Linked DNA regions of Homo sapiens: regions 2, 3 and 4 are each linked to region 1. A link is a contact called in ENCODE Hi-C or POLR2A ChIA-PET data. All regions are on one chromosome and are shown on one strand. The core of a region is the stretch at or near the end of the contact, and the rest is flanking DNA. Distances in the headings are between cores, read along the strand shown. Region 1 holds the start of RPL37A-DT (RPL37A divergent transcript). Region 2 holds the start of ZNF142 (zinc finger protein 142). Region 3 holds the start of DNPEP-AS1 (DNPEP antisense RNA 1). Region 4 holds the start of WNT10A (Wnt family member 10A).

Evidence for each region. A loop is a pair of places that touch in the nucleus more often than their neighbours do. ChIA-PET counts read pairs that join two places held with the same protein, here RNA polymerase II (POLR2A). Pooled maps may share reads with other maps.
Region 2: a loop to region 1 is called in a pooled map, with 26 times the contacts of the local background. The contact joins the promoter of ZNF142 here to the promoter of RPL37A-DT in region 1. A Hi-C loop is called at or near these places in 11 of 50 pooled maps.
Region 3: a loop to region 1 is called in a map of CD8-positive, alpha-beta T cell, with 10 times the contacts of the local background. The contact joins the promoter of DNPEP-AS1 here to the promoter of RPL37A-DT in region 1. A Hi-C loop is called at or near these places in 4 of 168 maps with a recorded cell type or tissue (CD4-positive, alpha-beta T cell, CD8-positive, alpha-beta T cell and naive thymus-derived CD4-positive, alpha-beta T cell), 2 of 37 single-sample maps with no recorded cell type and 12 of 50 pooled maps. POLR2A ChIA-PET finds 5 or more read pairs at or near these places in 1 of 52 experiments (Caco-2).
Region 4: a loop to region 1 is called in a pooled map, with 3 times the contacts of the local background. The contact joins the promoter of WNT10A here to the promoter of RPL37A-DT in region 1. A Hi-C loop is called at or near these places in 1 of 37 single-sample maps with no recorded cell type and 5 of 50 pooled maps. POLR2A ChIA-PET finds 5 or more read pairs at or near these places in 1 of 52 experiments (activated B cell).

The regions. Positions count from the first base shown.
Region 1 is chr2:216,494,026-216,500,406 of GRCh38, reverse strand. It overlaps RPL37A-DT (RPL37A divergent transcript), which reads left to right and starts at 1,655. Exons shown (of 4, transcript NR_183317.1): 1 at 1,655-1,800. RPL37A (ribosomal protein L37a) reads right to left here and starts at 1,563. Exons shown (of 4, transcript NM_000998.5): 1 at 1,530-1,563; 2 at 1,009-1,137; 3 at 376-458. The coding sequence starts at 1,532. RefSeq lists enhancers at 1,487-1,876, 2,057-2,146 and a silencer at 4,249-4,318.
Region 2 is chr2:218,654,643-218,660,872 of GRCh38, reverse strand. ZNF142 (zinc finger protein 142) reads left to right here and starts at 1,250. Exons shown (of 11, transcript NM_001379659.1): 1 at 1,250-1,504; 2 at 1,743-1,893; 3 at 1,997-2,172; 4 at 4,410-4,723. The coding sequence starts at 4,444. It overlaps BCS1L (BCS1 ubiquinol-cytochrome c reductase complex chaperone), which reads right to left and starts at 1,190. Exons shown (of 8, transcript NM_001079866.2): 1 at 1,130-1,190. RefSeq lists enhancers at 1,067-1,196, 2,007-2,126.
Region 3 is chr2:219,387,038-219,393,671 of GRCh38, reverse strand. DNPEP-AS1 (DNPEP antisense RNA 1) reads right to left here and starts at 5,102. Exons shown (of 4, transcript NR_183823.1): 1 at 4,876-5,102; 2 at 4,624-4,785. It overlaps DNPEP (aspartyl aminopeptidase), which reads left to right and starts at 5,760. Exons shown (of 15, transcript NM_012100.4): 1 at 5,760-5,913; 2 at 6,509-6,602. The coding sequence starts at 5,878. RefSeq lists silencers at 4,959-5,108, 5,189-5,708, 5,729-5,968 and an enhancer at 6,233-6,634.
Region 4 is chr2:218,875,587-218,882,144 of GRCh38, reverse strand. WNT10A (Wnt family member 10A) reads right to left here and starts at 1,293. Exons shown (of 4, transcript NM_025216.3): 1 at 1,037-1,293. The coding sequence starts at 1,149. RefSeq lists silencers at 1,218-1,357, 1,378-1,587, 1,808-1,867.

The sequences.
Region 1 (6,381 bases), core at 406-2,905:
TTCCAAATACAGTTTTGAACTAACTGACCCCTTCACCTATTTTTATCAAAACTTGCAGTGCAAATCAACGTTCAGTAGATTCAGCCCCACTAATGGACCTGCACAGTATCATGACAATGTTCACAACAATGTGCCCAGTGACCATCAAATTCTAAAGTAGTCTGTGAATTAGATTTCCGACTTCTATTTTGGTAGTTTTGTGTTTACTCTTTCAATAACTGAAAATAAACCACCACGGAAGAATCCTGAAAATACAAAGGCATCCTTATTCTCTCAGTCCTGAGAAAGTGTTAAAACTAGCCCATCCAGCAGCAACCTGGAATTTGGGCCTATGTGGTCCACACACTTCCAAATACCACAAGGAACTAGACTCACTTGTACGTCCAGGCACCGCCAGCCACTGTCTTCATGCAGGAACCACAGTGCCAGATCCCCACAGCTCGTCTCTTCATCTTGGTCTATAAAAGAGAACCAATTTTCACTATGAACCAAGTAAGTATTTTCTCTTACAAGCATCCAGAAGTCTAAATTTGGATTCACCTTATTGTCAGGGATGTGAAAGCCTCCCTTTCTCCCTCAAAAACAAAACAGGGATTGCTGTAATGCAGTATTTTGCACATAAACGTTCAAACCTTTATCAAACAAAAATCCCTCGCAGAACAAGTAGAATGGTATTAGATGCACAGACATCTTGGGAGTTGGTGCAGAAACATCAGTAGACAAAACTGATGGAATCATTTCCCACAAAGCAGGTTTGGCTTAGGCTGGGGGCACTCTGTCAAATGATTATTTTACCCATTAACGTTTAAGCGGTTTTCTTTAAATGAAAAACGTCTCACAAAATCTGAAGTTACCATCAACACTTTTATCTTAAAACTCATAATCAACGGTATGAGTAATTCCAACTGCCCACCAGCACACGGCTTATAAAATACCTTGAAGTCAGGCCTCACTTGGGTAAGAAACCTGCCCTCCCTCTCCTCTCACCAGAGACTTTGCCTTACTTACTTTGCCACAGAAAGAGCAAGTGTACTTGGCGTGCTGGCTGATTTCAATTTTCTTCACCATTTTCCGGAGGGAGGCCCCATAGCGGGTCCCGTATTTACCGACGATCCCGACTTTCTTGGTACGTTTGGCCTGTTTAGAGTGAAGGGAGAAACCAGTGATAGACCTGGAACCCAGGCAGGCCCTGGAGCCTCCACACACCGTTCCTCCACCTCACTGACGTGTGACCGACATGTGAATTACATATGACCTAGTTTTCCCTAAATTCAACCCAACGAAACCAGTGCCCAGGGCTGGCCGCGCGCTCCGAAGGCCCGGCGTTAACCCGGCTGGAGCGCGCCAGGCCCAGCCAAGGCGCCCCCGCCCCTCCGCCTTGGGGAGCTTCCGACAATGGTGTCTCCTGCAAAGGCATGGAGACAGGAGAGAACACGGGGTAAGGCAGGAGAGGAGATGGGTGCGGGAGAAGAAAACAAGGACAGATGCAGGCAGATAGAGTTCTAGGCCGCACAGAGACCCACACTCACCATGTCGCCGCGACCTAGGTCCGAGCCCAGAAAGGAAGAGACGCGGTGCGCAGGCGCGGTATTAGGCGGACGAGCGGAAGTGGCTGGTAGAGGCCTAGCTAGGAACTGAGCTCTATGGTTTGGGCGTTTTCAGGCGGCCTCCTGAGAAATGTTTGCAATTGTAAGGCGTCTCTCTCATCCAGGTTTACCCAGATTCGCAAACTATGGCGACAAACAACCATAGCAGAAGCATGTCCGGATTATTTCACATATATCACAAAATCCTGCAAAGGTACGAGTTCCTCCATTCGATGCACAGCACTTGGCTTGGAGAAGTGCATAAATCTTACATTTGTGGGGCCGGGCGCGGTGGCTCACGCTTGTGATTCTAACACTTTGGGAGGCGGGGTGGGTCAGGAGTTCGAGACCAGCCTGGCCAGCAGGGTGAAACCCCGTCTCTATTCCAAATCTCATTTATTTCCCCCTCTGCATTATGCTCTCTAAAAGTGGCTGACTGTGCAGGATGCTAGCGACAGTGGTGACTAAAATCCAAGGTTCCATTCCCAGAACAAGTTGCAGGCCAGCTGCAAACGATCATATAGCCACATTAAGAAGTTAGACAGTTTCAAACTGGTCAGAGTTCTGAAGGAAAGGACGATGGTTCTGCTCGCGACTAATTCAGAAGAGCCTGGTGTTTCCTGAGGAAAGTCTGAGATTGGAAGGCTGGGGAAAAGTTAACAGTCACCTTGGAGTTTTGTGTTCCAGCTGCTGCATCTCAGTGCGGATGGCCTGCCTTCCACTTCATTTCAGAACTCACTTCCATGGCCCCACACTAGGCTGTTAAGACAGCTTCCTGGTCCAGGCCTGAACCCTTAAACTCCAACATCTTACCCTTTACCCACCGTCAATTCTCTGTCCCTCCAGGTCTCTCAAAGGGGTCAGCAGGGAAGAATTGGATTTCTGGTTGAGGCCGGGGGTGGGGAGGGTGTGTTCTGGAACTAGACACATGATCTTCTTTCTTCACGTAGAACACACACACTAGGAAGTTTGGTTGCCTTTTTTCAGGGGATGGCTAATCCAGAGAATAAGAAGCTCAGAAAACTACTGGAATAAGAGTGTAAGAGAGAATCCATGATTAGAGGGCCAAGAAAGACCATGGGAGCTGAAAGGCATTGTGTGGCCCTGATTCCAATCAGAAGTCCGGTAACAAGTAGCTTCCGTTCCCAAAGCTTAATATTAACTGTCTCAAATAATTTTGCACCTGTTCACTTTTCCTCACAATTGTATTAAAGTCAACTTGCATACCTGGGCTGAGGTGGGAAGATCATTTGAGCCTGGGAGGTTGAGGCTGCAGTAAGCTGTCATCACGCCACTGCAGTCCAGCCTGGACAACAGAGTGAGACTCTGTCTCAAAAAATATATATGAATCAAATCAAATCAAAGCAACTTGCAAACAGCTATGTACTTCATATGGTTACAATTGTTGGAGGGTAACACATGGTAGGCACTGAGTATTTTATGTGGATGTTCTCATTTAATTTTCCATTATCCTTTATGATAGGAATGATTATTATCTTCATTACTAAGAAAAAGAGAGGAAGTCTCATGTAATGATTAGGAACTTAGAGGCTCTGGATTCAGTATGGGTTCAAAACAGAACTCTGCTATTTACCAGCTGTGGGACCTCTGACAAGTTATTATATACTTTTCTTTCTTTTTTCTTTTTCTTTTTTTTTTTTTTTTTTTTTTTTTTTTGAGACAGAGTCTCTCTTGGAAAAGATTCTTTGAGACCAGGAGTTCTAGGCAGCCTGGACAATATAGCGAGACCCCATCTCCACACACACAAAAAAATAATAGGCCAGGTATGGTGACACACATCTGTGGTTCTAGCTGCTCAAAAGGCTGAAACGTGAGGATTGCTTGAGCCCAGGAGTTCAGAGGTTACAGTGAGCTATGATCACACCATTTCACTCCAACCTGGACAACAGAGTGAGATCCTTTCTCAAAACAAAAACAAAAAAAGAAAGAAAAAAGAAACTCATCTCAGGGAAGTTAAGAAACTTGCTCAATGTCACACAGCAATTAGAACTCAAATCTGGTCTGTCTGATCCCAAAGTTAGTTCTCCTAATTGCTAGCTTGTACTACGCCAAATCATAATATTTAGTGCACTGAAAAAGCACATCAGAAAACATAGTTGAATTAAAATCAGGTCCCTGGCACTCAGTCTGGGCCAGGATCTGTAACTACCTTGTGGTTTGACTTTAGGTAAGCCACAGTCCCCACATGGAGAACCACCTCCCCACCTCCCAGCAGCCACCATCTTTATTTACAAGGAGCTGGACCAGGTGGTCTTCAAGGTCCTGTCCAGTTCTTCCCTCCTATGATTCCAGGAAGAGCTTCCAGACTTTGAGTGCCACTGGGGCAGTGACCCACCATGTGCTTTATGTCAGCACATCTTGCACAATTTTGTGGAATAAAGGTAGTTGTCTCTTTATCCTCCCCAATCTGTTATTCCAGCTCTGGCTGTGTAAATTCAAGGAGGAGAAAAAGCAAAAAGTAGTGGATAGTGGGAATAGTCAAATTGATTTTTGCATACATTTTTTGCATTTTCTAATTATCTTTTATAATGAGCATGTGTTTCTTTTATAATCTAAAAAAACTACCATTAAAAAAAAAACCCCAAACATCTCCAGTAACGACGAGTATACCTACTGCCCCAGATCTCAGGGTTTGTTTTTATTTGTTTTGTTTTGTTTTGAGACAGGGTCTTGCTCTGTTCCCCAGGCTGGTGTGCAGTGGTGTGATCACAGCTCACTATAGCCTTGACCTCCCCAGGCTCAAGCAGTCCTTTCACCACAGTCTCCTGAGTAGTGCCCAAATAATTTTTTTATTTTTGTAGAGACAGTCTTGCCATGTTGCCCAGGCTGGTCTGGAACTCCTGGGTTCAAGCAATCCTCCAGCCTCAGTCTTCCAGAGTGCTGGCATTTCAGGCATGAGCCACCATGCCCAGACCCCAGATCTTGGTTTATAATATCATTCTTTAATAAAAGGAACCAGGGCCCCTTAGAGAAGTGACTCATTCTAGGACTGCAGCAGGAAATATACAAGGCGAGCCTGCAGTATCTTGTGCCAGAAAGTAAGGAAATGTTCAGAAAACCCTACACTGATGGGGATATGTCAGAGAGACACAGGAGTCAACTGAAAGAACTCCGAATGGCCAAAGCTAGAAAATTTTGAGCAATAAATAAGGTAGTATTGATTTAACCCAAGTGTAAAATAAATATCCATGGGTCCATGTGGATATAAATAAATGATAGACTAAATAAATGAAAGACAAGAGGCAACTCTCTTTTGCAGAAGAATTTATTTTTTCTTTTTTTGAGACCGAGTCTTGCTCTGTCGCCCAGGCTGGAGTGCAGTGGTATGATCTGGGCGCACTGCAACCTCTGCCTCCTGGGTTCAAGCAAGTCTCCTGCCTCAGCCTGCTGAGCAGCTGGGACTACAGGCATGCACCACCACACCCAGCTAATTTTTGTATTTTTAGTAGAGACGGGGCTTCACCATAACGGCCAGGCTGGTCTTGAACTCCTGACCTCGTGATCCACCCTCCTCGACCTCCCAAAGTGCTGGGATTACAGGTGTGAGCCACTGCACCCGGCCAAGAAGAATTTCAAATAATTTATGTGGATATTCTGCTCTCAAGGAGGGTGAGCATAACTCCCCACTCCCTAAGTGTGGGCTGCACAGAATGACTTCCTTCCAAAGAGCACAGTATAGAAAGGGGAAAAAAGAGTAACTTTATAGCCAACACGACCTCAGCCAAGGTGATGAAGGTCAACATCAACAGTGATAATCTTGTTACTATGTCCCCTTGATGTGGAATGAAAATGGCACTTTGCCTCTGTGATCTTTCTCCCAAAACCCATAACCTCAGTCTAATCATGAGAACAATAGACAAATTCCAAAAGAGGGACATCCTTCAATATACCTGACCAGGGCTCCTTAAAACTGTCAAACCAGGAAAGCCTGAGTAACTGTCACAGCCAAGAGGAGCGTAAGGTGACATGATGACTAAATGTAACATGAAATCTTAGAACAAAAAAAAGACAATACGTTAAAAACTAGGAAGATCCGAATAAACTACAGACTTTAGGTCATAATAATGTATTAATCTTGCTTTATGAATTGTAACCAATTTACCATACTAATGTTAAGATGTTGCCGGGCGCGGTGGGTCACGCCTGTAATCCCAGCACTTTGAGAAGCTGAGGCAGGCAGATCTCGAGGTCAGGAGATTGAGACCATCCTGGCTAACACAGTGAAACCCTATCTCTACTAAAAATACAAAAAATTAGCCAGGCATGGTGGCACATGCCTATAATCCCAGCTACTCGGGAGGCTGAGGCAGGAGAATTGCTTGAACCTGGGAGGTGGAGGTGGAGTGAGTTGAGATCGTGCCACTGCACTCCAGCCTGGGCGACAGAGCAAGACTTCATCTCAAAAAAAAAAAAAAAAAAAAAAAAGTTAACAATAGAGAAAATTGGGTAAGGGTATACAAAAATACTCTCTCCTCAATTTTTTTATATAACTATAAAACTGTTCTACAAAATAAAGTCTATTTTAAAACAACCACCACCACCACCCAAGGAGGTCACCACAAGTCAATTCCATGAGGACAGGGCTTGTGTTGTTCACCTCTGCATCCCAGGACCTATACAAGAGCCTGACGTGTCAGCAGTAATGTCTGTTGAATGGGGGATTGTTACCTTGCATGGTATAATGGTGATGGGTATATGAAGCGTTTCATGTGTTTGGGTTTCTCTGCTTTGTAAAGTCAGTCCAGTTATGTCAGAACTGAAAAAGGCTTTAGAG
Region 2 (6,230 bases), core at 1-2,500, 2.2 Mb before region 1:
CCACAGGTCAGCATTACTGTGTGGGTCAATACCCTCCTTTTGTGGGGTAAGGGTGGTATTGGAATGCAAGGGTGGAGGCTCCAGGTCCCTCATCCCATTTTGTCCTTCATTAGTCTACTCATACCTGTTTCCTACCAGAGGACCATGTCTGGAGATGCCTTAAACCAAAAAGAGCTATATAAACAGGCTTCACATCAGGGTAATGGATGGACAGGATTTTTGTGGTCCCTGGGACCAGCTATGATAAAAAGGGGTCCATTGGCTGCAGTCAGCAAGGGAGAAGCGTCCGTTGACTTGTCAGTAACCCTATGTCTTGTTATGAGTAATGTCCTTCAAATATCCTCCCCCTTACGTCCCCAATATTTAACGTCTTGTTTAGACCTTTATTACCTCCCACCTAAACTGTCTTTAAAATCGTAGTTCTTGAAATGGCATTTTAATAGGTCTTCACCTCCTGCTTCACGGAACATCTACACAAGGGTCCAGATCTTTCATCATAGGGATCAGCTCCAATACCATATCTCTCTCTGCTCCAGCACCTTCAATGGCTGGCTCCCAGCAGACCCCTGAATTGGGTATAAACTCAGCCTGGTACTCAAGGCTCTCTACAATACGGCGCCCACCTACCTTTCATGGATTAGCTCCTAACACTACCTGTTTAGCAAATATGCAAATACGCAACAAATATGTTCAACAAGTAAGCAACCTCCCAACTCCTTGCTCATGCAGTGCTCTTGGCTCGGAATGCCCGTTCTTTTCTCCCTCATTCTCCCCAAATGAAAATCTGCCCATCTGCTACTTTCTCCACGGATCGTCACATCGTAGACAATAAGATCCTGAGGGACAAGAGCAAAGTTGTTTCTAGTACACCTCTCCTCCAACCCCGAACCCCGGCCACTTTGCCCTGCGCCTGGCATGCAGGGAGGTGAGCTGACAGCAGTGACCTCGGCTGAGCCTCAGAACTGGGATCCAGAATTCCAAAACACCTATGCATGGAAGGCCACAGACAAAGCTCTCCCGTCCCCGGCCCCTCCGCGACACCCAGGAACCCCCTCCTGAACCTCGCCCACACCCCAGCTCGCGCCTCCAGCCACATGGTTTGGGGTAACCCGTCACTCAGCCCTCTCACCGCCGTGACTCTCTGGCCCTCCGTCTCGATGGTTTCACCGCGCCTGCACCTTGGGGAAGCTGCGTTCGGCCCCGCCCCGGGTCCTTTCATCTACTTCCCGCCACACCCACAGAGAAGCCCACGCCACTCTACCCCAGAGCTCTCGATGGTGCTTCTCCGGCTTCAGGGCTGGAGTGGGGGTGGAGGGCGGGAAAAACCACAGAGACAAAACATAGAGTACCCCGGCAGCCGGCAAGAGGAAGAGAGAGTGGCTTCCACATCCCCAATATCCTAGAGGCGGCTGAGCCGGAGGCGGTCGCACAAAGCGGGCCCCGGGGGCCGTTCCAGCCGCGGCCGACCATAGAGATGCGGCTCCCGCCGGCTCTGGGTCTGGAGGTGAGTGAGCGGCTGCGGGGCGGAACTGGGAAGGGAATGCGGGTGGAGCGAGCTGGAGGCAAAGTTTTTCGAGCCCCGGGATCAGGGTGGGCCTGGGCGCTGGGAACTCTCGGAAGGAGGTACTGAAGGGAGCACCCAGACGAGCTGGGCCCCGGCGCTGCAGTCGCGTCACGGTTCTGGACCCCGCCCGGGTACCTGCTGCTCTCAGGACAAAATCATGACGATGCTCCATCCCAAGCCTTCCAGGTTACAAACCGCCTTTCCAGTTCGCTGGCTCTTATGATCCAGCTCCTGCCCGACGATGTGGACACTGTCATCACCTCCATTTTACAGATAGGAAAGCTGAGGCCCAGAGAAGCGAAGCGACTGTGTCTGTCCAAGACCACGCGGTGAGTCAGAGCCAGAGGCAGGTGGGAACCTGGGTCGCTAGGCCGGGGCCCGTTGTTTCTCCAGGCCTTCTCTCTGCCTTAGTCTGTCCTTTCTCTTCCTCAGCCCTCCTGCCCGGAAGATAAGCGTATTTCTTCTCTGGTGCCCACCTGTCTCCTACCTCACCCTGCCCTCCCGCAGGTGAAGGTTCTTAATCTTGACGGCTCAGCGTCCTCCTTGGCTCCCCCCGGAGGCCATGTATGGTCAAGCTTGAAGATTCCCCAGAACAGCGATAATATTCAGTAAGTGGAGGCTGCAGTTTCCAGAGAATCCCTCTGACCACGGGAGTGCACTTTCCAGCCACCTTGTGAATCCCTGTGATCTGTTGTTTTGAGTCCATGGGATTCTGGAAATAGGGACTATCAGATTGCAGGATCTTGGTTTTTGTTTGTTTTTTTTTTGAGACGGAGTTTCGCTCTTGTTGCCCAAGCTGGGGTGCAATGGTGCGATCTCGGCTCACTGCAACCTCCGCCTCCCGGGTTCCAGCGATTCTCCTGCCTCAGCCTCCCGAGTAGCTGGGATTACAGGCGTGTGCCACCACACCCTGCTGATTTTTTGTATTTTTAGTAGAAACAGGGTTTCACAATGTTCGCCAGGCTGGTCTCGAACTTCTGACCTCAGGTGATCGGCCCGCCTTGGCCTCCCAAAGTGCTGGGATTACAGGCCTGAGCCACCGCGCCCGGCCTGGTTTCTTCTTCTTTTTTTCTTTTTGCATCTTGTCTGTGACTCAATTTCATGAAGTGATTCCCATCATTCTTATTAATTACTAATTATTCAGCTTAAACTCATTTTAGCCATGTATAACAGGGTATGCAATTCAATTGTCATTCATTCCTCAGTTATGTTCCCATATTTAGTTTGAGGCCATAGTCAGTTAATGAGTTTGAAATTTCTCCAAATGTGTTACGTTATAGGTGAGGAACCACTGGTTTTGTACAAGATACCTAGCTTTACTCCAATGCAGCTCCATATCTGTGGTTCTTCACTGGAATCTTCGATTGTGGGTGATTTGTGTTCGTTGAAGTGATAATGTCAGTATCACAAAGTAATATCATTGAAGTGATAATGTCAACAAATTACTAAAAAAGCTATACATCTAGGGAGAGAGACTGACAGGTAAACAACAGTGCAGTGTGACCTCGTTTCTGATAGGGCTGTGTACAGAGTGCCCTTAGGACGCCAGAAGAGAGAAGATAAGAGTTTCGGGAAGCCAGGCCCGGCGCGGTGCCTCACGCCTGTAATCCCAGCACTTTGGGAGGCCGAGGCAGGTGGATCACCTGAGTTCTGGAGTTCAAGACCAGCCCAACCAACATGGAGAAACCCCATCTCTACTAAAAATACAAAATAGTAGCCAGGCGTGGTGGTACATGCCTGTAATCCCAGCTACTCAGGAGGCTGAGGCAGGAGAATCGCTTGAACCCAGGAGGCAGAGGTTGTAGTGAGCTGAGATCGTGCCACTGCCCTCCAGCCTAGGTGACAGACTAAGACTGTCTCAAAAAAAAGAATGTCAGGAGGCCTTCATGGTGGAAGTGACATTTGTGCAGCTTCTTCAAGGATAGTTAATTGGTTAGCCAGATAAGAGAGAGAGATTGAGAAGGGGAAAAGGCATATCAAGCCAAGAGACGCAAAAGGCTGTGAGGGTATGAAAGCAAAAGAGAATGTGGTGGGTCTGGAGAATGGCACATCATCTGGTTCAGAGATCTGCTGAGGGGAGAAGTGGGAGATGAGTCAGGGGAGGTCAGCAGGAGCCAGATGATGAAGGAAGGGCCTTCCTTATAATCCATGCTGAGGAATAGTGAGATTATCAAAGGTTAAGAGGGAAAGGGACCAGGCAAGGTGGCTCACGCCTATAATCCCAGCACTTTGGGAGGCCAAAACGGGCAGATCACCCAAGGTCAGAAGTTCGAGACCAGCCTGGCCAACATGGTGAAACTCCATCGCTGTTAAAAATACAAAATTTACCTGGGCGTGTGTGGCACATGCCTGTAGTCCAGCTATTGGGGAGGCTGAGACAGGAGAATTGCTTGAACCCAGGAGGCGGAGGTTGCAGTGAGCCAAGATCACGCCACTGCACTCCAGCCTGGGTGACAGAGCGAGACTCTGTCTCAAAAAAAAAAAAAAAAAAGGACTTCTGAGATATTTGGGCCCCACCTAATTTTGTTGCAGATAAGAAATCTGAGACCCAAATTGCTTAATGACTTGGCTAAGGGCACTTAGCTAGCAGAAGACAACCTGCAGTCATTAATATATTGGCCAATACTTGTTGGCTGTCTCCTAATATTCTGTTATCATTTTTATACTTTTTGTTCTGAACATTATCATAAAAGAAAGCCTCTATTTAGTCTCATATGGTATATATGGCATATTGCCATGCAAGAAAATGCCTAAGTGGGTGGGCACTGGGCTGTGTACCCACGCCAGCCAGGAAGAAAGTAAGAACTCTAACCTTACTTTGTTTTTCTTCTGGTTGGCTTGTCAGCATTTAAGAAGCCAAAACACACAAGTCGGTGGTGATGACAGACCCCCTTTTGGACTCACAGCCAGCCAGTAGCACCGGGGAGATGGATGGACTGTGCCCTGAGCTATTGCTGATCCCCCCGCCTCTCTCTAACCGTGGAATCCTGGGGCCTGTCCAGAGCCCCTGTCCTTCCCGGGACCCTGCACCTATACCTACTGAGCCAGGCTGCCTGCTGGTAGAGGCCACAGCAACTGAAGAGGGACCAGGGAACATGGAGATCATTGTGGAGACAGTAGCTGGAACCCTGACCCCAGGTGCTCCTGGAGAGACCCCAGGTACAAACACAGTTGCAAGCAGGCCAGTGGGACAAGCAGCTCTGAGGTTTTGTCTGGGTTATTTTTGATTCTGTATAAATATGATGAGAACACAAGGTAGCATCCTATTTTTATACTTGGAGATGTTGTCATTTGGTTTGCAGTTGGTGCATGTTGATTGAAGGCTGGCGAAGTGGTGCACAGCCTTCTACCAAGCTTTTGGCAGTCTGTCCTGCAAGGGCTTCATGTGTGCTAGGCAGTAATCCAGAAAGTAAGACCTTTCTGACACCTCCGCCCAATCCTGGCTTGTCCCTACTCTTACAGTCCTTGGAGATTCTTTCCTCCATATTGACCCTCCTACCCAGGAACTGCAGCCAGGGATTAAGCAAAAACCCTGTCTCTACCACCCTGGGCTTGGCAGGGCTTTCCAGAAGTGATCTGGTATTTCCCTGCCCTAGTTTTTTGTGTATAACATACTTTACTCATCCGAGGCATGTTGTTAAGAATAAGAGTTGAGGCCTGGTACAGTGGCATGCACCTGTAGTCTCAGCTACTTGGGAGGCTGAGGCAGGAAGATTGCTTGAGCCCAGGAGTTAGAGGCTGCCGTATGTTATGATCATACCTGTGAATAGCCACTGCACTCCAGCCTGGGCAATATAGTGAGACCCCCATCTCTTTAAAAAAACAAAACAAAACAAAAAAGTAGGAGTTGAGCATTTGTATTTATCTCAGATGAAAGATTCTCCCTTTATTCATCCCATTATCCTCACCTCTTATTTTTAGGAAGCTTCCCTGTTTTTTAATTACCGTCCTCCAGCCATAGTTGTCACCACTTCAGTTGGCACTGTAGTATAGTGACAAAGAATATTGGGAAAGATTAGCTAATTTGACCATATAATATTTCCAAACTTCCATATGGTGAAAGAAATTTAAAAAAATAAAAAGCCTAGGAAAAACATTCGCAATATGTAAGAAAGAGTTAATATCTTTAAAATTCAAAGAGCCACAGTAAGAAAAAGAAACCATCTTTTTTGTTGTTTGCTTTGCTTTTTTTGTTTTCTTTTGGTTTTGGGGGTTTTGTTGAGACAGGGTCTTGCTCTGCCACCCAGGCTAGAGTGCAGTGGCACAGTTACGGCTCACTGCAGCCTTGACCTCCTGGGCTTAAGCAATCCTCTTGCCTCAGCTTCCCATGTAGCTGGGGCCACAGGTGTATACCACCCACACTCAGCTAGTTTTTAAATTTTCTTTGGTAGAAACGAGGTCTCACCTTGTTGCCCAGGCTAGTCTTGAACTCCTGGGCTCAAGCAATCTTCCCACCTCGGCCTCCTAAAGTTTTGGGATTACAGACATGAGCCATCGCACCCAGCAGAAACCTTTTTTTTTTTTTAAATGGGAAAAAGAAATCTATGTGCAATGCTCTAAAGAAGAAATAAAAGTAGTAACCATATGGAAGGATGCTTAATCTCACTAGCAAAGAAATAAATTCCAGTTAAAAATAAGAGATGTGGCTGGGCATGGTGGCTCATGC
Region 3 (6,634 bases), core at 3,853-6,352, 2.9 Mb before region 1:
AAGAAGCAAATGGCCCAGGAGATGCAATAGGACCTCTGGGCAGTACAAAGAACACACTTAGGTTAGTGGTTGAGTTTAAAGCAAGCTTGTCCAGCTGGGTGTGGTGGCTCACACCTGTAATCCCAGCACTTTGGGAGGCCAAGGCAGATGGATCACTTGAGGTCAGGAGGTCGAGACCAGCCTGGCCAACATGGTGAAACCCTGTCTCTACTAAAAATACAGAAATTAGCCAGGCATGGTGGCTCATGCTTGTAATCACAGCTACTTGAGAGGCTGAGGCAGAAGAATCGCTTGAACCCAGGAGGCAGAGGTTGTGGTGAACTGAGATCATGCCACTGCACTCCAGCCTGGGCAACAGAGCAAGACTCTGTCTCAAAAAAACTAAAAAAAAAAGTAAGCTTGTCCAACCCACCACCTATGGACCACATGCAGCCCAGGACAGCTTTGAATGCAGCCCAACACATATTTGTAAACTTTCTTAAAACATTATGAGATTTTTTTGAAAGGTTTTTAGCTCATCAGTTATTGTTAGGGTTCGTGTATTTTATTTGTGGCCCAAGACTATTCTACTTCTTCCAATGTGGCCCAGGGAAGCCAAAAGACCGGACACCACTGGTTTAAAGTGAGACCAGGCAGCGCGGCTTGGATGTTTCTCCAGCCACACAGGTTGGAGCAGGGGAGGAGCTGGTTGCAGTCAGGGTTGGGGTTTTGCCAGGCAAGTCCGCAAATCTAGAGCAGGAACTTGAAGGTGTGTGCGAGGGAGTGAGCACAACAGTGGAATGTATGGCTCATCCTAGGTAGGAGAGTCATGAAGACAGGAGTGAGGAATAGGGAAAGGTAGGATCAATAGTTTGTAGTTCTAGGCTGGACGCGGTGGTTCACACGTGTAATCCCAGCACTTTGGGAGGCCAAGGTGGGTGGATCACCTGAGGTCAGGAGTTCAAGACCAGCCTGGCCAACATGGTGAAACCCTGTCTCTACTAAAAATACAAAAAATGAGCCAGGCATGGTGATGCGTGCTTGTAATCCCAGCTACTCAGGAGGCTGAGGCAGGAGAATCTCTGGAACCCAGGAAATGAAGGTTGCAGTAAGCCAAAATAGCGCCACTGCACTCCAGCCTGGACAACAGAGTGAGACTCCATCTCAAAAAAAAAAATTTAACTGGGTGTGGTAGAGGGCACCTATAATCCCAGCTACATGGGAGGCTGAGGCAGGAGAATCACTTGAACCCAGGAGGCGGAGATTGCAGTGAGCTGAGATGGTTGCCACTGCCCTCTAGCTTGGGCAACAGAGCGAGACTCCGTCTCAATAAAAAAAAAAAAAAAAGACATATGTATCTTATAAACTCACACTGAAGTGTATGTAACTGACTTCTATGTTCACGCAAAAGTATTTGCACTTTAATATGTGTTAAACCAAAAAGATGAATGAATAATGGTAGCATTGTAAACATCAGCCGAGATCTTCCAGGGAAGATTTTCTCAGAAGGCCAAGGGCAAGAACGATTCTCAGAAACTTTTTCTTTCTTGATCCCTAGTCATCCCTTGACTTTGCCACCTGAACTCCAAATCCATCACCATTCCCTTACCCAGAGGTGACCATTATCCTTCCAAACCTGTTTCTATCCATTTACATATGTATTTATATAACATCTAGAAATATAAATTTAGCTCATTGTGTGAGTTTTATCTAAAGGCCCTCACCTTACATTCTAGAAATTGCTTTTTTTTTTCACTCAACAGTATATTTGGAATTCTTTTCTGTAACAATTCCTAAAGACTGACCTTTTTTTTTTTTTTATGAACTGCTACACAGCACTTTAAAATACTGTGTCTCAAGCATTCAAATCATCTAGGAATCTTGTTAACATGCAGATGCTGATTCTATAACTCTAGGGTAAGCCCTGAGGTTCTGCATTTCTAAAAAGCTCCCAGATGTTATTGACATTGCTGGTCAACAGATCACACATTTAGTAGCAAAGATGTACAGTACGGGTGGAATAGTGTGCTGGGGCCAACTTGGACAAGCTCATGAGAACTGATTGTCAAATTTCCAGGAATTTGGTGAGCTTGTTGTTAAACACAGCAATCATTAAAAAAAACTAAATTATATACACTTACAATTAAATAAATTATATTACAGATAATGAAAACCAAAAATCCATCACCTTTCCAAACATTTTACTGCCTTCTTAAATCTATGCTGTTGATGTTATTTCTATCCATTGTGTCTGCATGGTGGAAATCTACATAATGGCATGCTTCCGCACAGCTCTTCCCAACTCCCTTCAGTGACATCATCTCGACAGCTTGAAATCGGCCACGGGGAACATTTACACCACAGAAATTTGGGTATAAAGGTCTGTGCAAACATACCCCCAAAGTTCAGGGAAGCTGAAAAGCCGACGAAAGAGGCTGACATATACAGTCTCTCAGAAAGAAACATTTCATAGGGACTTATGAATAGAGGCCATAGTTTCAGAGATGAAATGGTGGATTACCCTGCAAACCCAGGGCTTACATACCATAGGGAAACAATGTGTCAAACAATTGAAGTTGACCCCTCAGGCAAAGTCATGAATGCTATGTGAATCTGTCTAAGCGCAGGATTTATGGTAATAGTAGGTAAAGTAGAAAACTTAGAGTCATTCCTGGAACAGGTTGTTGAAAAGTCAACATGGCAGATTAGCTTCCCAGATGGAGTTGCTTTAGCCTCCAGAAAATGCTTGCATTACCCCAAGCCTTCTCCAACACTTGATATTACCCATCTTTTCCATTTTTGTTAATCTGCTCAATAAAAAGAAAAAGTATCTCATTTTTATTATTTATTAATTTTTTTTTTGAGTTGGAGTCTCGCACTTGTTGCCTGGGCTGGAGTGCAATGGCACGATCTCGGCTCACTGCAACCTCTGCCTCCCGGGTTCAAGCAGTTCTCCTGCCTCAGTCTCCTGAGTAGCTGGGATTACAAGTGCACACCACCATGTCCAGCTAATTTTTTGTATTTTTAGCCAGGCTAGTCTCAAACTCCTGACCTCGTGATCCACCCGCCTTTGCCTCCCAAAGTGCTGGGATTACAGGCATGAGCCACCACGCCCAACTGTTATCTCATTTTTAACTTGCATTTTCCTGTTTAAAGTGAGATTAGGTGTCTCATATGTTCATGACTAGAAATTTAACAATATTTCTTGCTCTTGTAAATATAGCCCTTTTACTTTTTTCTTTTTTACCCAAACCAAAAATGGTCAATAAGAACCTTTTTACTTTTATATTTTCTAGGTGATTATTGTACAAGAAAGTCAGTGTTTTTTAAATTAGGCTACCCTTCCTACCAGTTCTAATAATAGCTTGATCGTTTATTTTCTTGGGGATTCTAGATAATCATATAATCTATAAATAATGACCAATTTTACTTTTGCACATATAGAATTGTTAATTTTGTTTTGTGGTACTGGCTCTGACTACAGCTCCACATTGTCTAGCAGCAGTAATAGCTCATCAATGTCTCACTTCTGATTTGAATAGGAACACTTCTGTATTTCCCTCCCAAAATGCTGGGATGACAGGCGTGAGCCACCACTCCCGGCTCACTTTCTAAGTTATGCATTTTGGTGATGTTTGAATCTCTTACTCAAGCATGTACTCTTTTCTGTGATCAGAAAGAACATTAAAGGTGGTTCCTTATTCAGGTTGTCTCCTTCCCTTATACATTGTAGCCTTGTTTCGGCCCTTTCACTGTCCTCCTTGAATGTGTCCCCTCCCCAGGAGGTAGAGGACAAGAATGCTCTCTCCATGTCCTGCTCAGCATTGAGCTTTATACATAATTTTATTTATTTATTTATTGAGACAGAATCTCACTCTGTCGCCCAGGCTGGAGTGCAGTGGCACGATCTCAGCTCACTGCAACCTCCACCTCCCGGGTTCAAGCGATTCTCTTGCCTCAGCCTCCCAAGTAGCTGCTGGGATTACAGGCACGTGCCACTACACCCGGCTAATTTTTGTATTTTTTGTAGAGACGGGGTTTCACCATGTTGGTCAGACTGGTCACGAACTCCTGACCTCAAGTGATCTACCCGCCTCGGCCTCCCAAAGTGCTGGGATTACAGGCGTGAGCCACTGCGCCAGGCCCATAATGGTATTTCAACAAACGGTTAGGGAATGCCATGAATTTAAGCCAGCACCTAGTGGGTGAATTCTTGAAAACTCCCCTGCCATATCTACTAGTTTGAAGTGAGGGCTGCAGGACCTTTCCAGCCTCTCCCCATCCCACCCTGTCACTCCCCACCCCAGGTATATAAACGGCAGGTTGCTCCATAAACCTGTGATCTCTGGAATTTTGTTTGAACCCCTGGTAGCTGGGCCCTGTTTTGGATCTAGAGGCCACCAAGAGTCCTGATCAGTTCCTGCAGCTAGGAAGGTGCATGGGGTTTAAACGTGCTACTCACTACTCCTGACATGGGAATACTGGAACTGCCAATAATGTGGAATTTGTTTTTCTGTTGTTTTTAACAAATGGAAAGGGCACAGATATCAGAGTCAAATCCCAGATCCACCCAAACAGCTATGTGATCTTGGGCAAGTCAACTTCTGTGTCCCTTGTGGACCTCCCGTGTAACATAACACTTACCAAAGCGCATAGAAAAAGGTCCAGAAAAGATCTGAGAGAAGGCTGTAGGGTTGTTCCAGGCCTCTGCAATCAAACTGATGGAGTTCAAACCCCACCTGTGCCGTTTATTACCTCGACGGATCACTAGTCTCCGTATCTCAGCTTTCTCTGTTCATGCATAAACTGGGGACAGTAAGAGTACATAGTTGATGGGGCAGTTGTGAAGATTAAACGAGGTAACAGGCCAATCTTTATCATAAAGCTAAAGCTCACCGTGAGCGCCCCATGGACATTAGCCTTATTGCTTTTATTGTCACAAAGGTGGCTGTGGCGAGAGACAGCACTTTGTACCGTACCCGTCGGACCCGGTGAGCTGGAGGGGCGAGCTTTTTATTGGCCTCGAGGCCCGGGGCACGGGGAGGCGGGCCGTCCGCGGCTGTCCTAGCACCTCCGCGGCAGCAGAGGGCCCTGGCGGCGGCTGCGGGTCGCGCGGCGTGGGTGACGGGGGTGCAGGGCGGGGCCTAACGAGCAGCCCCCGCAGGGGCGGAGACGAGGGCGGGCCGGAGGCGGAGGCGCGGCCTGGAGAGGGATGGGGCGGAAGCGGGGCGGGCGGTGCAGCCTAGCGAGGGGCGGGGCGGACGAGGAAGCGTGACGAGCGGCGGGGCGGGTGGAGCAGCCTGGCGAGGAGCGGGGCGGGGTGGGCGGCACGGCCTGACAAGGGGCGGGGAGCGCAAGGAGGCCTGACGAAGGGCGGGGCGGAGCAAGGGCGGGGGCAGGGCGAGTAGTGGGGTACAGCGAGGGCCGGAGCGGATGGGGGAAACCTGGTGAGGGGCGGGACAAAGCGGGGAGGGCGGTGCAGCCTGGCGAGAGGCGGGGCGGACGAGGAAGCTTGACGAGGGGCGGGGCGGGCGGTGCAGCCCTGCGAGGGGCAGGGCGGGCGGTGCTTCCTGGCGAGGGGCGGGGCGGGGCGGGCGGTGCGGCCAAGCTAGGGGCGGGGCAAGGGCGGGGCAAGGCGGGTGGTGGTGCCCAGCGAGGGGCGGAGCGGACAGGGTAAGCCCGCCGAGGGGCGGGGCTGACCGAGGTGGGCGGGGCGGATGCCGAGGGGCGGGGAGAGGTGGGCGGGGAGGCCAAACATGGGGCGGGGCGGCGCGGCCGGGGAAGCGTGATGAAGGCCTACGAGTGCGGCGCGGCCTGAAGGGGCACGCGGGGGACCTGCAAAGCTAGTGAGGGGCGGGGCAGGCGGCGCGGTGGGGGCGGGCCGAGCCCGGAGGCCAGATGAGCGGACACAGCCCCACGCGCGGGGCCATGCAGGTAAGTGGCTCCCGACGGCCCCACTTGAATTTCGATCCCAGACCGGGTCCGGCGCCCTCCGGGGCCCAAGCTTAGCGCGGTGCTGCAGTGGGGCCGCCTGACCCAAAGCGAAACCGAAAGCCCCGCGGAGGGTGACCTGACGACTTTCCCGGGACTGGAAGGGGGAGTCCTGCGAGAGACTAGGTGGGTGCGAGAGAGGAGTCAGGGTGCTCCTTGGGGTACAGGGCTTTGGCTCCGGGCTGGGTACGCGCACGTGATGCAGGCCGCCTCAGAGTATGGGGCCCGCTTGGGATCCCGGAGTTTGGGAGCAGAACAGGATTTCCTAGCTGGGCAGGGACATGGGGGCGGGACTTAGGGAGTCGGGCTAAAGTTCGGATTAAGGGGCGGGCCTGGCTCATGATCCTGGGCCGGCGGGCTGAAGCTTTCAACGGAGTTTCAGCCCTGGGTTTGGGTCTCTCGGTGGGGACGGGCGGAAGCAGAGGTCTGTGCCTTAGAGTGGTCACTTCTGGGGGTGGGGATGGGAGAATCCTCGGAACCTGGGTGAAAGGTCAGGGGTCCCAGACCTTGTAAAAGTCTGAGCATCCCCCTCCCCTAGGTGGCCATGAACGGTAAGGCCCGCAAAGAGGCGGTGCAGACTGCGGCTAAGGAACTCCTCAAGTTCGTGAACCGGAGTCCCTCTCCTTTCCATGGTAAGCGGTGGCCAGGGCAAGGGAGGAGGGTG
Region 4 (6,558 bases), core at 44-2,543, 2.4 Mb before region 1:
TGGAGTGGGTACGTGTTTTGGGGGGACCAGGAGAGCCCCATCTAACAACACACACTCTGTCCCAACGGCCATAATCACTCCCTCTTCCAACCTCTGCTTCTGAAGGTTGGGCCCATCAGTACACTCCTACACATTCCTCTCTCCTTGACCTCCTCACAATCATCCTGCCCAGTGCAACTCACTCAGCTAGCTGCACACCCACACAGGTAAGCGTGCAAATGCACACACATCCACCATGCTTGTGGCCACAGTATTTCCTATGCACATCCCCAGGAATAGATGCCCATACACACAGGGTTCCCCACAAGCCCACTCCCACAGATATGTTTCAGTCACATTCACATAGACACACTTCTGCACACATTGTGGTGGACACACAAACCCAACCCCAGCACACTTACGCACATGCACACTTCATCAGACATAGTTACAGACACACACACAAAGACACTCCCATTTACACATGTGTTCATCTTAACATACATTGACCCATGAGCTCTCACATGCACACATGGGCACACATACAAACTACTGTTTACCAACACAGTTTGCTGGGATCCTGGGCTCGATTGAAAACACACACACACACACACACACACACACAGCTCTTGCAGCTGCAGTCTCTCACTGACCCCACCTGGGCTACCCCCTTCCAGCCTCCCAACCCCTGCCCCTACCTGGGGCTGAGCTGCAGGAAGGAGTGAGGCAGCTTGTGCTTACTCCTGAGGTGGGGGTGCATTCCCCCAACAGGGCAGGAACTCCAGACTGGCACTTGCTCCCCCCCCACACACACCTCCCCTCCTAGTTGCCATCATGCTCCTGGGCACTGCCTTGTCTCCCTGGACTGCCCATATCCTGTCACCAGTCCAACCCCCTCCTATGAGGGAGCTCACTGCCTTTGGTTGGGCACCAGCACTTTCCTATGACCCTGTCCCTCCCTTCTTCCAGGGTCCTCTACCCCAGCAAGAGCATCAGAGGCCCCTGCAGGCCGGGGTCCCAACTCTCTAGGAGGGCGGAGCATGAGGTGAGGGCTCACCTGGGCATGGCAGCAGCCAGCAGCAGTAGGAAGAACAGGAGCACCCAGAGCGCTGGCCGCGGCTGGGGCTGGGGTCGGAGCCGCAGCCAGGGGCGAGGGTGGGCGCTGCCCATGGCGCGCAGGCCCTGACGGGCTGGGAGTGGGGGGCTCACAGCCCAGTGGGACTGGAGAGCCAGGGGCGCCGGCGCATGATCGGCGGGGGGTCGGGGCGGCTGCGACACACAGCTCCGACTCGGGTCAGGGCTCCCGGAGCAGACGGCGCCCGCCTCCCCGCTCCATGGGGCAGCACCCCCGGGCACCGCCCTCGGGGGGGGCGGGGGGTGAAGAGCGGGCGAACCGGGCACCTCCTGGCACAGGGGTCCGGGGAATTTCCCGAGGCCCCCCCGCGACAACTCCCGGTGCCTCTCAAGGGTAAGGGGGGCCCGGAGGTGCAGCGGGCTGGGGACGGGAGGCTGGGGTGCCGGGGAACCCTCCAGCGCAGCGCCGGGAGCCTGCGCTTCCGAGGGCGTGCGAGGCTGGCTGGCGGGGGCGGCGCTGTCTGTGTCGGGCCCCACTGCCTGTAGAGTAAGTGACTGTCCCGGCTCGGGGAGCTCTGCCGCCTTCCCTTTCCTCCCCCCACCCCCCCGCCATTTAGTGTCTCAGGGCTCTACCCCACGTGACGTCACGCGGCGGGGCGTGGAGGCGTGTACGAGTCCCGAGGCCACTGCGTCCGCTGGGGACTGGGGGTGGGAGCGTCCCTGCTGAGGGCAACAGAGGGAAAGGTGTTGGGGTCTGTGCGCGCGTGCACAGGAAGATGCCTGTGTGTGGAGCGCGCTGGGTTGTGTGGGGGATATGTGTTACCGCGAGGTGTGTGTGCCTGGCAGAGACGCAGCTGCTGGGGAGCGCCCCCATCCCACCCCAACACACACACCTGCAGGGGCTGGAGGGGAGGGGCTGGCCTCTGTGTTTCGCCTCCTCCGCCAGAGGAGGGACTTCCCCCAGGCCTGCCTGGTGTGAGGCAGGTGTGGGCTCCTGCAGAGGAGTTTGGCAGCCTCTGGTTTCTTCTCCCCTTTGCTGTGTGACCTTAAACAGGTGCCTCCTGCTCCTGCTCACGGAGACCTCCTCTGCCCCTTTGCGGAATGCGGCTCATGGGGACCACCTTGTCTCCTCAGTGAGCCCGGGGAGGCAGCAGTGTCAGGCCCCCAGAAAATGCTTGCGTAGGAGCGCCCGGGGTGGCACGTCCTGGGAGGAGGCGTTAGAGAGACTTTTAACCCTAGAAGTGGCCGTTGAGATAGTTTATTTAGCTCCCCTTTATTTCACAAGAAAATATCGAGGCTCAAAGAGGTCACACAGCAAATTAGCGGAAGAGCGAGAACCGAACGCAGCTCTCCTGACTCCCAGCGCAGCAGCTGCCTCCCCAACACTGAGTGTTGCCTGCCTGTGCCCGCAGATACTCTCAGTCTTGTCCTGGCCCTCCCTGGCCCCACCTGCACATGGTCCTCTAGGAGGTCCCTAATACCAGCCTCCTGGCTCAGGTCTACTTCTCGCTGAGATCTTCCTGTCCCTCCACCCCAACTGAACACTGGGCCCCTCCTCGATATAGTGCAAGTGTGCTGGGCCCAAGCAAGGGCCTGAGAGCCAGAGGGCAGGGGAAAGGCAGCTCTGCCGTCTGTTTCTGGTGCTAGCCTGGGCCCTGATAGTGGATCGTGCTCCTGCCCTGTGCCCTCGGCATCCTCCTCTGTAAAATGGGCACAAGCCTTTACACAAACATGCCCCTCTCTCTGAAGAGAGCCCCTGCTGGCTTAGGAACAAAACTATGGGAGCCTCTGGGCTCAGAGACAAAAAAGGCCCATTCCTGGAATTGCCCATCCCTGGGGAACTGAAGGAGGGGGTGGGGCCCTCCTTGTCCCCAGACTGTCAGGTGGTGGGGGCGGCCTGAGCAACAGCAGGCTGACGGCATACTCCCCCCTCCTTTCCCCCTCATCTCTGCCGGCAGCCACCGCAGCTGTCAGGAATTAAGGGCTTGAGGCTGCTGGGGGTGGGGGTGGGGCAGTGGGGGGGGAGCAGTCTGGCTGGACTGCAGGAAAACAGCCAGGGGCAGCAAGCAGACTGCGTCAGCTAGAGCCTTATTTGACCCCAACTGCCCCCTGCCCTCCCCACTCTCCCTACCATGCTGCAGAAACGGGGACAGCTTGGGACTAGCATTTGGGAAGGGTAAGCGGTAAGGGTAAGGGTGGGACCAGACTCAAGACAGGAGACAGGCACCAGCCCAGGATGAGAGAGGACACCAGCAAGCTGGAGAGTCATATTCTTATTGGCTGTTGGGGAAACTGAGGCCCAGAAAGAATTAGGAACGTGACACAGGGAAGGGACTCATAATCAGCTTACAGATGTCCTTATTCCCCATCACGCGCTCACACTAGCATTTCCCACGCTTGATGCAGCACAAGTGTCCCCTGGGGTGGGCCATTGTGGGAATGCGGATTCCAGGCCCCATGAAGTTGAATCAGCCTTTCCAGGGAAAGGCCTGGGTGTCTGTCTTTCTAGCTAGCATCCCCAGTGATTCTGGTGGGGACTCCTTTTGGGAAACGCTGCTGACCTGGTTGAGGAGCTGATTTAGTTTCCTTTGGCATCTCTCTGATGAGGGGGTCTCTTTTCTTCCCCACCTCCACTGTCTGTGAAATACAGAGGTGCAAAGGAGACCGAGAAAACCCTTTCTTAAAAAAAAACAAAAAAGCCTCCGGAGGCAAATAGTGATACTGAGGCTTGCACTCAGGCGTGGCTCTGCCCTGGTGTCAGGAGGGTCTAGGAGTGCCCAAGTCAGAGCACTTCTCAGTGAAGGGAGGGGAGAGTCTGTGTTGGTCCAGAGCCTTGGCATGTATGTAGGTGAGGCCCAGAGACTGTCTGCCCCTGGGGTCCCAGCCCCAAATGACCCACACCATGGCCAAGCCCCTATCAGCACCCCCTAGTCCCCACCCTGGCCCTGCCCTGGGCCCTGGCCCTCAGCCCAGCCCCAGCCCCCGCAGCCGCCGCCTAAGACCACAATTACAGGGGCCACTGGGGGGCGGGGGAGCACTGGGGATGAAAGGCAGCTTGGAGAATGGTTCCAGCTGTGGCAGCTCTGGAGAAGGTCACAGGGAGGAAGGGCCGGGGAAGCATGGGGGTGAGAACAGGTGGGACCCTCACAGCCCCAGCCTAGCCCAGTCCAGCCCCAGCCCAGTCCTGGTGCCCAGCTGGAGAAGTTTGTCTTGCTGAAGAAGAACGCCAAGGAGCCACAGACCAATAAGGAGGCTCTTCATTCCATTGTCCAGGCCTCAGAGGCCACCAACCCTCAGCAAGGTAAGGGGGAATGGCTTGCTGCTGCAGTCTCCCCAAACTCCCAATGTGTTTGGTCATTGAAAGGGAAGGGAATTGTTCCCCGAGCCCGTGGCCTCAGGCTGATCCTAGGCCTTCCACTCGGCCTCCTCACCCATCTGCCTGTGTTCCGCCTGTTCCTGATGTGGTCACACACACATCTGGGGTGCCTCTTTGCACTTCCCCCATCTCCCCAGTTCCACATGTCCCCTGCCATTCAGCCAGCAGGGGACTTTGATGGCTCAGACTGCCTGAGGCTGAGCAGCTGGATGAGCAGGGGTGGGTGGTGGTGGGAACTCTACTTCCGGCCCCTTCCCAGGCAGCAGGGCAACAGCACAGATCTATCTCTGGGCTCAAAGAAGATAAGGCTAGAAGTCCCAATGGTGCCTTCTGGTAATCACTCCCACCCTTCATAGAAGGCAGTGCCCAGACGCCTTCAGGGCTTGGTAACAGAAGATGGACCAGTAACATGTGGCCAGCAGTTTAAAGATGGAAGTGCATTCTCACAATGTGCTAAAAAGCAATCAGGGACCCCTATTAGGTGATAGGAAGTGCTCAGATAGGTTAACTGACTTGACCAAGGTCAAGCTAGCAAACAAGGCATTTTTCATTGTACCATACAACTTCCTCTGAATTCCTTTTAACCTGCCTAGAATGGTGCCAGTTCATGCCACTTCCCCAGCTTCCCTCCCTGGCATTGTGGAGGAAGATGTCCAGCATCTTCCACCCTATCTCACCCCCTGCAGGACCCAGCAGTGGTAGAGTCTGGGAGGCTGGCATCCCAGCCCTAGGTCTGGGCCAGCCCAGACGTCCCAGACAGTCTGGAACCCTAGAAGCTTGACCCAAGCTGTCTGTAGGTCTCCTTGCTTCCTTTCAGTCCTATCCTCTCCTGCCCACCACTCTCTGAGTTTCCCAGATGTCCTGCAGGTCCTGTCTGTCGCTCCCTGTTAATAGAGAAGCTGGGCTCCGCATGCCCTCTGGTGGTCTCTGAGAGAAGTGCAGGAGTTTGGGTTTTGGGCTTGTTTGGTTTTTTTGTTTGTTTGAAGATAAGAGCAGAGCTTTGGGGAAGGCAGATCTGTGAATATAAACCTTGCCCTCAGGGAGCTTCATTTCTCCTCTATGTGGACCATAATGTATTTCCACTGTCTCCTTTGGTAAGTTAACAGAGTTTCCTTTGGTCAAGGAGTTCTAAGTCCAAATTCTCCATGACTTCCCTGAGGCCCAGACATTTGACCCAAGGGAGCCAAGAGGAGGCAGAAAGGAAAACCCTGGTGCCTCAACCTTCCCACTGCAGCCTGACACCCCTCCCCACCATGAGCCTTGAGGATTGAAGCAGGCTAGGTCACCGAGTGAATGCAGGGGCATTGCGGGGGAAGGACAGGGGTCCTGGAAGCCACGGTGAGGGTCTGTCACATCCAGAACGAGCTCCCTTTCCTTCTGTTTCATTTGAAGGACTGTGCTTTGCTCCCTGTGCCTGCCCCACCCCCCTGTGGTTCTAGAGAGGCTGTCAATCCCAGGCATGGTAGTACATCTCCCTAGACACCATTATTGGTTCAGGAATAGGCAAATGACCAAGCTGAACTAAGCAAGGTCTTCCTTGGGACTTCTGTTGGAGACAACTGGGAAAGTCATTCTTCTGCTTTTGGATCTAAGACTGCATATAGAGCTGTCATGGAGAAAGTCTGCAGGAGGAGATAATGAGGACAGTATGCCAAGAGAGGCAGAGATAAGCAGAAACAATAGATGCAGAGGCGAGGGAGAGGGAAGGAGATGAGAAAGAAGCCTGTGACACCACGTGAGCCCCTGGGTTCAGCTGTACCTGAATTCAGACTAACCTCTGGACTTCCCTGGTATAAAAGCCATTCATTATTTCTGTTTGGCCTCAGCTAAAAGTCAGGTATCTTCATTTGCAATCAGGGCCTGCCCAATATCTGCAAAGCATCATATGTCTGTCCCCATTCTCACAGTAACTATCATTTACTAAACATATGTTTGACAAATTATGTGTCACAAGCTATGCTAAAGGCTTTCATATCTCAAAAAAAAATTCTCCCAACAATCCTGTGAGGGTGTGGGACAGATTATGATGGCTGCAAATTATTTGCCACTCCTCCCATTGAGAGGTGGAATTAATTTTCCCTCCCTTTGAATTTTGCCTGGCTCTGTGAACTGTTTTGACCAATACACAG